3 separate regions of the Homo sapiens genome follow, and all the other regions are linked to region 1. A link is a contact called in ENCODE Hi-C data. All regions are on one chromosome and are shown on one strand. Each heading gives the region's core, a stretch centred on a gene start or an enhancer-like site at or near the end of the contact. The rest is flanking DNA. Distances are from core to core; before and after follow the strand shown.

Region 1 (3,321 bases), core at 638-3,137:
GTTGCCCAGGCTGGAGTGCAATGGTGCGATCTTGGCTCACTGCAACCTCTGCCTCCCGGGTTCATGTGATTCTCCTGCCTCAGCCTCCCGAGTAGCTGGGATTACAGGTGCACACCACCACACCCAGCTAATGTTTTGTATTTTTAGTAGAGATGAGGTTTCACTATGTTGGCCATGCTGGTCTTGAACTCCTGAGCTCATGATCCGCTCTCCTTGGCCTCCCAAAGTGCTGGGATTACAGGCATGAGCCACCGTGCCTGGCCCTCAAAGATAATTTCAAATTGAGAAGTTCTGAAAGTATAATAGCTTTTTTTTTTTTTTTTTTTTGAGACAGAGTTTCCCTCTTGTTGCCCAGGCTGGAGTGCCATGGCGTGATCTCGGCTTACTGCAACCTCTGCCTCCCAGGTTCAAGCAATTCTCCTGCCTCAGCCTACCGAGTAGCTGGGATTACAGGCATGCATCATCACGCCCGGCTAATTTTGTATCTGTTAGTAGAGATGGAGTTTCTCCATGTTGGTCAGGCTGGTCTCGAACGCCCGACCTCAGGTGATCCGTCCACCTCGACCTCCCAAAGTGCTGGGATTACAGGCATGCGCTACCGCGCCCAGCCTGAGAAGTTCTGAAACTATAGAAGGAAAGATCAGAAAAATAATAGGTAGGAAAAAAAATTCATGGTTGGCTTGGAGAATACCCTTGAAGGGTGTTAAGTAAAAATGATAGGAGGCCTTTGTTTTGGACTAAACTCCTGCACCAGGCCCCAATAGACCTGGCTAAAATAAAAATGGAGTCACCCATGCTAAAGTTTCACCTCACCAAATCCAAACTAAGTTGTTACCAAACCCAAGCTAAGTTGTTATCTGACCTTCAGAGAAATCAGGAAAGAGGGATAAGGACAGCCAGTTTCCCAAACAGGCTTGTTTTAATGTTGCATGATAATGAAGCTCCCTCTGTTGTAATCCTTACACAAAAGAAGTAGCCTGAAGTAACTGATGTCAACTAATCAGTTATTTTTCTATTGTTCTGTCTCTCTGTCCTCACCTTCCAAGGAAAGTAGCTTAGAAGTGACCAATATGTCAAGGTCCCATGAGAAGACTGAAAAAAAGAGAAGAAAGAGGAAAGAAAAGAATGACAAGAAAGAGAAAGAAAGAAACCAATATGCTCTTTGTTCTTTGCTTTTGCTTCCTCAAGCTTTTCTCTGTCTACAAAGCCAACCTCTCCTGCTCAGCTCATCAGAACATTCACTCCACTTTCTGGAATGAAGTGTTGCCTGATCCTAGAGTCGCAATAAAGCCAACTGAGATCTTAAAACTAAATTCGTTGTAATTTTGTCCTTTGCCAAGGGGGGAAAAACAACAAAAACTTCCCAAGAGTACCTATATCCTCTTATCACTTTTTCTGGTCTTTTCCTTAGTTTTTGCGAAGTGAAATTGGGAAGGTGGAGACTGTCTGTGCTCACACGTTTCTGAGGGAATGGTGTGCAAGAGGTTACTTGAATCCAAATTAATTGACTCACCATTTCCCACTTATACTAGACATTATTACATCAGTTCTCTAATGTAGCACCATGCCTTCCCCAGTTACAACCCAAAAGAACGTGCTGAAACCTGCGGACACCACACTCAATGCAAAAACTCCAAGTCCCGAAATCCTCCGTAGCCTGTCCCCACCGCCTCCTCGCAAGAGCAGCCTCTTCAGTACTGGGAGTTGTAGTCATTCAGAGTCTTCCTTTCCGGGATGAGGGGCGAGAGCGCGCCTCGAGGAGCTACATCTCCCAGGAGGCAGTGCGCACTACGCCCTTGCTGGCGCCGGGATCCTCCCTCTCTCGCTCCTCCCTTTCTGGGCTGCACCGCTCACGCCTTCCTGTTAGTCCGAGCTGGGAGAAGTTCACTCCGATCAGCTGATCCCAACTGACAACAGGAGAGGAGGAAGCCCGGGAGGCAACGAAGGAGGAGGGTGGCGGAGATGGAGATGAGGATGGATCTGCCGGTGTCCTGAGGAATAGCCTCTGCCCCCACTGGCGCCCTGCGGCCCCCCGACGCCGCCTTGCTGCGGCCGAGCTTCTCAGTGGTGGGATCCCCGGGCCGCGGCGGGCAGGGCAGGGCGGGGAGGGCACGGCCCAGCGCGGGGCGAGTGATCGTCCTGGGGCTCAGGCTGCCCTCGGGAGGAAGGGGGGGCGGGTGCGGCGGGGGTGGGGGTGGGGTGGTATAAACAATGGATTCGGCTCCGGGTTTTGCCGGCGTGGGGGGGATTTTGGGGGACCTTCTTTGTTCTTAGGCTCCGCTCCTGCCCCTCGGGTTGTGGCGGTGGTGTCCGGGTGGAAGGAAGGGTGAGGAACCCCCGGCTGGGGAGAGGTGTCGAGGTGGGGGCCCGAGTGGGCAAAATGTTTGGTTGACATGGCCGGGCGTGAGGTGTACTTTTGAAGGTTGATTTTATATTTTTCTCAATTGTGACAAGTTTGATTTTTGTTTCTGTTTTGGGAGCTGGCTGGGCATGTCTGAGGTTAGATTGTAGTAAATAAGATCCCCTAGTCACTCCCTTCGCCTTCCTTGTTTATCTGAAAATAAGGTTGATAGATTGATTACTGTAGGGGAGGAGTGACTATCAGAAAGGCAGGGCTTTACACCTTGTCGGGGCCTTGGAATGCGGGTCAAGGCTAGGGGGAATTAGGAATATAATTGTCAAAGTGACAAAAGCCCCTTTCTTGCCCCAGTTATCTTTTTTCGTATTTTGAAGTTATTTTTAAGTTAGTTTTTAAGTGACAAAGAGAAAAATTATTTGTTTTGATTCACTGCAGGCCTGGCTTTGCCATGGGTCAAAGTAGAGGAATTGTCTCCTGTTGCTCCTTTTTTTTTTTTTTTTCAGTTAGTGAAAGAAGGGACAGAAGAATTACAGTGTAAAAAAATTGTTTTTAAAGATGAAATTGTTACTATTGTTTCTAAGTTTTGAGTCTTTAATATACATCTAGCTAGAGTTGAAACAATCCAGTTACAAGGCTAACCAGGTCGGCCCAGGTATTTGATAGATCTAAAGTTTATTATTACATTTTCATTAGCTTTGTGAAGGCCTCTCCACTCCTCCCAATTGTGGGATGCATGTGGGGGTGCAGAGGGCTGTCCTTCCAAGGACTACTCACTTAGTGATTTAGATTCTGAATTTAATATCTGAATGAACAGAAAATTCCAGTCTGGGAAATAGAGCAGCAAAGTCTCTTAAATGCCTTGGGCCTAGAGGTGGCGTTTGTTGTCAAGAGGAGGAGCTTTAGCCACAATTTTGAGATTTTTTTTTTTTTTTTTTTTTTTGAGGGAGTCTTGCCCTGTCTTC
Region 2 (3,069 bases), core at 118-2,617, 4.4 Mb before region 1:
CTGCAACAAAGTAACGGTACAATACAAACATTACGAAAAAAGTTCAGTGGAATTCAAAAATAAGGAAACTAATATTACTTTGGGAAGATTTCATGAAGGAGGGCAGTTATTTTAAGAACGGTCAGGTTATAAAACCACGGCTGCTCGGCAACCTGGAGTTCCAACACACCCGACCTGATAGTTCCGGGTGAGAGGCCGCAGCTATCTGAGCTCTGAGCACCTGCACAACACGTTCTCAATCTCCCGCGGGACCGCTGCAGCGGTCCCCTATGAATGACTTTTAATTTTACCGCAGGCCGCAAAATAGGAATTACAGACCCCTGGCCTTAGGCCTTTCACAGCTATCTCCCAACACAATCAAAGGAGGTTCCAGTCTCAGTGACTCCTCTGGCCACGTGTAATAAGCACCTCCCTGCTCGGGCTGGATGCAGCAGCCAGGGCGTTATCTCCTAGTCTCTCTGACAACCCTCCTCTGGGGCGCAGCCCTCCACGTCCATCTCCCTCCCCTCAAACACTGAGAAGGTGACCGCGGAGTGGAGAGGCCTGGGGCTACGGACCCCTGCCACAGGAAGGACCCACCCCCATCTCCGGACAGGGCTACCTCAGCCCCAGCTCTGTCCGGGCCGAGGTTCTAGGAACCCTGAAACCCTGGCCCGGCCGCAGGTCTCCCAAGGCCGGCCTGCTTTTCTGGCCCTCACCAGTGCCAGTTGTTGACGTTGGTGGCGTCCGCCCGCTCCTCCACGATCCAGCGTGGGTCTCCCTCACCCCACTTGGCCATCGGCTCTCCTATCGCGGCGCCACCAGCTCCGGAGCAGCCGTAGCCACAGCCTCAGGACCGCTTAGTGCCAGCCGCCCGGCAGCGCCTGGAAACTACTAGAAGCGGCCGCAAGCACCTCCTGGCTTGCTTTTCCCTCCACCCCCTCCCCTCCTTAACTTCCGGCTCCTCCCCACTCCCACCGGTTACTTCCGTCCCAACTCGCCGCACCGTGGGTTCCGCCTGATTTAGAGATCCTTCAGACTCCATCGGGTTCTCCCCAAAAAGCGTCCCGAAACCCAACTGCTCATACAACCATTCCTCACCCATAGGAAAACAAAGAACACGTCTCATTGCTTCCCTGGACCCTAAATCGCCCTTGCTGAGCCTCATGGGAATTGTAGTCTTGCTACGTGACTCGCTGGATAACCGCGGAAGGTCTCGCGGAAAGGAGAGGAAATGACCTAGCACGGTGCTTGGGGTTTCTGGGGGCTGTAGTCAAGAAGCCTTGTGGTTCGTCGGGACAGCGCCTGACAGCAGAGGCAGAAGAAACTACGACTTCCAGCATGCCCTGCGGTCTCGTTATTCGTGTTTTCTCTCCGCCCTACGATTATTCCCTTCCGCCCCCTTCTCTAAGCTGCACAGCCTGAATAGAAGGGCTGGTCCAGCGGCGGCGGAGGCTGGCGCTGTCCTGAGAGGGAGGGCTCTGTGCGGAAGAGGTGAGGGTGTCCCAAGCCCCTTGGGTCGCGTATCTGGCTGGATCCAGCCTCTCCGCATCTTGATCTTTTCCCCTCTTCTAGGAGGCATCCCTACACCCTATGACTACAGGCCTGATTCTCTTCTTTCAGTCAGGGCGACCCTTGGGCGCTGGAGTACGCTTGGGACTGGGGCTGCGAGTGAGCACCAGCGATTGGTTCGGAAGCGGACATTTGGTTCAGAACGAGCATTTAACTCTGCCAGGGATCCGCTGGGCTCTGACGACTGCGGTAGATCCATGGCTTCCTGGACGTTCACCCGTAGAGTCATCCTAGCTTAACTCTTGTTCCCTGGTCTCAGTTCACAAGCCTCACCTGTATCTTCCTGGCTCGGAAGATAATTGAAACCAAGTCTGACTTCTCAGTAGGTGGTTTTTGGAGTTTTCTGAGGCAGGGAGCATGTTGTGGTTTTCTTGCTGATTCTTCTGTTTTCCTTTGTAAAGTTCCTGTTCTCCCCTGAGGTCTCTCACCCTGCCTTGTGGGCTGTCAGTAAACAAGAGACGATAAAGACAAACCTCTGAAGTATTTTAAATCATGTTGAAGCACCTGTCACTCTTAAGAGTGACAATCGTACCTGATTACTTTATAACTCTAGAGCCACTAGATCATTATCTATACTTGCCAAGTAAACCTAGCTTCTCATTTGGCGTTATAAATACAAATTGATGGCAGTTGTCTACTGCCATTGCATGGTTAAAAAGATTCCAGAAATCCTCTGGTAGATTATTGTGTTTGTTAGACACATTCTATGTCTATCTGTAGATAATTACTATAGTGAAGGAATGATCTCTAGTTTTCTGGAAAGTGAAAAATAGGTAGAAGGACCATGCAAGACACTAGAAATGGTCTAGGAGCCAGAAAGCCTGGATTGTAATTTGAAATAGGAGCATTTAACAAAGTGGCTTTGATACTGAACTCTTTTGTGCCTCACTTTCCCCATGAGTAACATGGAAATGGAATCTCCCAGGCCTACCTTACAAGATTGTTCTGAGGATCAAACGAATGACAGAGTGATTTATGAACTGACATGTGTGCCAGAGACATTTATATGTTCTATACACATCTTCAGCATTTGTGGCTACTCAGAATTTTTGTATTTTTTTTAATCTTTAGGATTGCTAAAAAATATTTTCTTTTTTAGCTTTTCCCAAGGTACCAGGATGATGTATTAATAATAAAAGTTACTATTGAGTGTTAATTTTGGGTCAGGCACTAAGCACTTTACATGTATTAACTGGTTTACTCCTCAGAACCATTTCTAAGGTAGGTCATCTGTTATGCCCATTTAACAGACGGGAAAACCAAGACAGAAAAATGTCAGTATGATATTCCATATTAAAAGGAAATAACATTTAGTATTTACTTTCTGCTAGACACTTTTATAGATGTTCCCTGCAACCCTGTGAGATAGGATATAATTTTCTCCAAGGCTTAGAAGTAAAGTCATTTATCCACTTTGCTCAGAATTAAGAGAAACCAGGATTTGAACTCAAGGTTGCCTGACTACAATGTCTGTGTGGGATGATTTCATGGTGTCTGCCAGCATTTTTGGTTTATCTC
Region 3 (2,985 bases), core at 167-2,666, 4.7 Mb before region 1:
CCATGACTATGAAGATTCTGATTCTGTTATGCGGTGTGGCAGAGTTGATTTTTTTTTTTTTTTTGAGACAGAATTTTACTTTGTCACCCACGCTGGAGTGCAATGGTGCAATCTCGGCTCACTGCAACCTCCACCTCCTGGGTTCAAGCGATTCTTGTACCTCAGCCTCCCAAGTAGCTGAGAAAACAAGAGCACATCACCACACCCAGCTATTCTTTTATATTATTTATTTATTTATTTATTTATTTATTTTTATTTTTTGAGACGCAGTCTCACTCTGTCGCCAGGCTGGAGTGCAGTGGCGTGATCTTGGCTCACTGCAACCTCCGTCTCCTGATTCACACGATTCTCCTGCCTCAGCCTCCCCAGTAGCTAGGACTACAGGAGCGCGCCACAACGCCCAGCTAATTTTTGTATTTTTAGTAGAGACAGGGTTTCACCATGTTGCCCAGGCTTTGTCGAACTCCTGAGCTCAGGCAATCCGCCCGCCCCGACCTCCCAAAGTGCTAGGATTACAAGTGTGAGCTACTGCGCCCGGCCAAGAGTTGATCTTAAAATAGGGAGATTATCCAGGTGCTCCTGATCTAATCACATGAGCCCTTTAAAAGCAGGGCATTTTTCTCCAACAGTGGCAGAAGAGGAGTCAGAAAGATGTGCCTCAGAAAGCAAATATCCATGTTGTGAACTACCAATAAATAGGGCTCATGTGGGAAGGACTCGAGAGTGACCCCTAGGAGCTGAGGGTGGCCACCACTAACAGCACAAAACAAAACAGGGAACTCGATCCCACAACCGCCAGGAACTGATTTTTGCCAACAAGAATGAGTTAGGAGATGGATTTTTCTCCAGAGCCTCCTATGAGATTTCAGCCTTGTCATACCCTGGGCAGAGAACCCAGACACTCGGTAAATTACCAAGGATTACGAAATATCTCCCCAAGAGAGTGTTTTGGCGGGTGAGAGGATATGGTTTAAAGAAAAGTTTTGAGTGTGAATGTTTTCAGAGAGTCCAAGGACTCTCCATTAGCTAGTCTCATTATTACCTGTCGTTTTAAACGCCCTATCACTCTTACTTAAAGTAGCTGTCCCCGGGAAGCTTTTGTATTTTGTACCCCTTCTCGGGGAACGGGACTGAGTAAGGAACGTAATAAAGCGGCCTAAAAGGCATCTCCCTGTATCTTTGATATTTTGCCTAGGGAACGCCCTATCATGTCGCATATAAGCGATCGAGTTATGCATTTGTTGCTAGCTGAAGAGATTATTCCTTGATAACCGCTTGGTCTGGTCAGAATACAAACGGTACTCCTGTTCAAAGAACTACAAATCCCAGAAGGCCTTTTCGGCCAGAGCGCCTGCGCATCGCGCACTCCTTCCTTTCCGCTCCTCATCATCTGGAAAGACCCGCCCAGCGGTGCTGTCGCTCGCGCTGGAAGAAGCGGAAGAAGATGGCGCTCACCAGGTGGGTTGTTGATTGGGGTCCTCGATACGGAAGGGTCTGGGAGTACCAGTCTTCTTCATTTCTCTTCCCATACCCTCCGGGCGGTGACCTGACCCGGGGCACAGAATGACGTGGGCCAAGACTACGGCTACGCCCTCCCGCTGGCCGCCGCTACGACTAGGCCTAGTCGAAGCTGGGGTCTTTCAGCGGTTTCCCGGGTTTAGTTCACCCGCTCACCGAGGCCGAAAGCTGCGGAGTGGTCTCAGACACTGAAGAGTGGGTTTTTCGCGTGAGCATCTTGCGGGGAGCGGACAGCGCTCCCTCAGGTCCGCGGCTCGGGCGAACGAGATGGGGTTGGTGACGGTAGTGGCTTATTTGGGCGGAGTGAAGCGCGCGGGCTGCGACTGCGCGGCTTTCCGGCCGTTTGCCTGTGGTGGTCTCTCTCCTTTCGCTGTCCACTGGGTGTCCCGAAACAAGGATTCCTGAAAAAAGAGGCCCGGAGCTGAACACAGATTTAAATGAGCCACAGTAGTGACCGCCGTCTGCTGATATGCGCCACTGCTCCGCATTTTAACTTTGGAGCTTAGAATTTCTTCCGTAGATAGAACCACCTCAGTTTTGCTGTTTCCGGTTACCTTAGTAACCGTCTGTAAAGTGCTCTCCGCCTTTAAGAAAAAGATGCTTTTCAGTGGGAGAGTCCGAGAAGTTACGCTACTCCTACTAGTTCCCAGCCTTGCTGCCCCATTTTAAGTGGAAAAACTTTCCATGCGAACTCAACAGGAAAAGGCTAGTGTTCAGGAAGGTTATAGATAAAGTAATCCTTTCAGGACATCAGCTTGAGCTCTTTTAACACCCTTCATTCTCCTCACGCATGTTTTTTTTTCTGGCTGATGACAGTATGACTCCAAAAGTTTTAATCAAAAAATTATTTTGGGAATTACTGTTGGTGCCTTGCTCTGTCCTGGGGGTTGTGTACACAGAAGAAAATCTGTCTTTGGCAACAGGGAAGATAGGGGTGCAAGGTATACAGACATAAAACAATTACAGAACACAAAATGTGCATTTGTGTAATACTAACCTTAGTGCAAAAAGAATTGAATGGAATAAGTTATGTGGGCTGGAGAGTTTTCTCCCCACCCTCGTTTCTAAAATTTTTTTGCTTTTTTTTTTAACTTTATTTTTTGAGATGCGGTCTCGCTGTGTTGGCCAGGTTGGTCTTGAATTCTTGGCCTCAAGCAGTCCTCCTGTCTCGGCCTCCGAAAGTGCTAGGATTACAGGCATGAGCCACCATGCCCGGCATCTGAAATTTTTTTAAAAAAAAACTAGAAATAGGGTGTTACTGCGTTGGCCAGAGTGGTCTCCAACTCTTGGCCTCCATCAATCTTCTCACCTAGGCCTCCCAAAGTGCTGGGATTGCAGGCATGAGCTACCATGCCCAGCCAAGAGTTTGTTTAGTAAATGTTACAGGCAGCAAACATTTGAGTGCTCCCCAGGTGTGAGACACTGTGTCATAGACTAGTAAAGTTATGAGGGGAGACTTTGTGGAAA

The links. Hi-C counts contacts between places; a loop is a spot of excess contacts on that map. Pooled maps may share reads with other maps.
Region 2: a map of CD8-positive, alpha-beta T cell shows a loop between it and region 1 (25-fold over the local background). The contact joins the promoter of VIPAS39 here to the promoter of ZFYVE1 in region 1. A Hi-C loop is called at or near these places in 2 of 168 maps with a recorded cell type or tissue (CD8-positive, alpha-beta T cell and naive thymus-derived CD4-positive, alpha-beta T cell) and 7 of 50 pooled maps.
Region 3: a pooled map shows a loop between it and region 1 (17-fold over the local background). The contact joins the promoter of SNW1 here to the promoter of ZFYVE1 in region 1. A Hi-C loop is called at or near these places in 4 of 50 pooled maps.

What each region holds. Positions count from the first base shown.
Region 1 is chr14:73,025,672-73,028,992 of GRCh38, reverse strand. It overlaps ZFYVE1 (zinc finger FYVE-type containing 1), which reads left to right and starts at 1,887. Exons shown (of 12, transcript NM_021260.4): 1 at 1,887-2,067. RefSeq lists an enhancer at 1,545-1,744 and a silencer at 1,975-2,184.
Region 2 is chr14:77,455,899-77,458,967 of GRCh38, reverse strand. VIPAS39 (VPS33B interacting protein, apical-basolateral polarity regulator, spe-39 homolog) reads left to right here and starts at 1,367. Exons shown (of 20, transcript NM_001193315.2): 1 at 1,367-1,473. AHSA1 (activator of HSP90 ATPase activity 1) reads right to left here and starts at 875. Exons shown (of 9, transcript NM_012111.3): 1 at 699-875. The coding sequence starts at 778. RefSeq lists enhancers at 619-798, 524-1,046, 969-1,428, 1,047-1,569.
Region 3 is chr14:77,759,587-77,762,571 of GRCh38, reverse strand. SNW1 (SNW domain containing 1) reads left to right here and starts at 1,416. Exons shown (of 14, transcript NM_012245.3): 1 at 1,416-1,458. The coding sequence starts at 1,445. It overlaps SLIRP-OT1 (SLIRP overlapping transcript 1), which reads right to left and starts at 1,804. Exons shown (of 2, transcript NR_161324.1): 1 at 1,456-1,804. RefSeq lists enhancers at 1-677, 1,225-1,544, 1,452-2,226.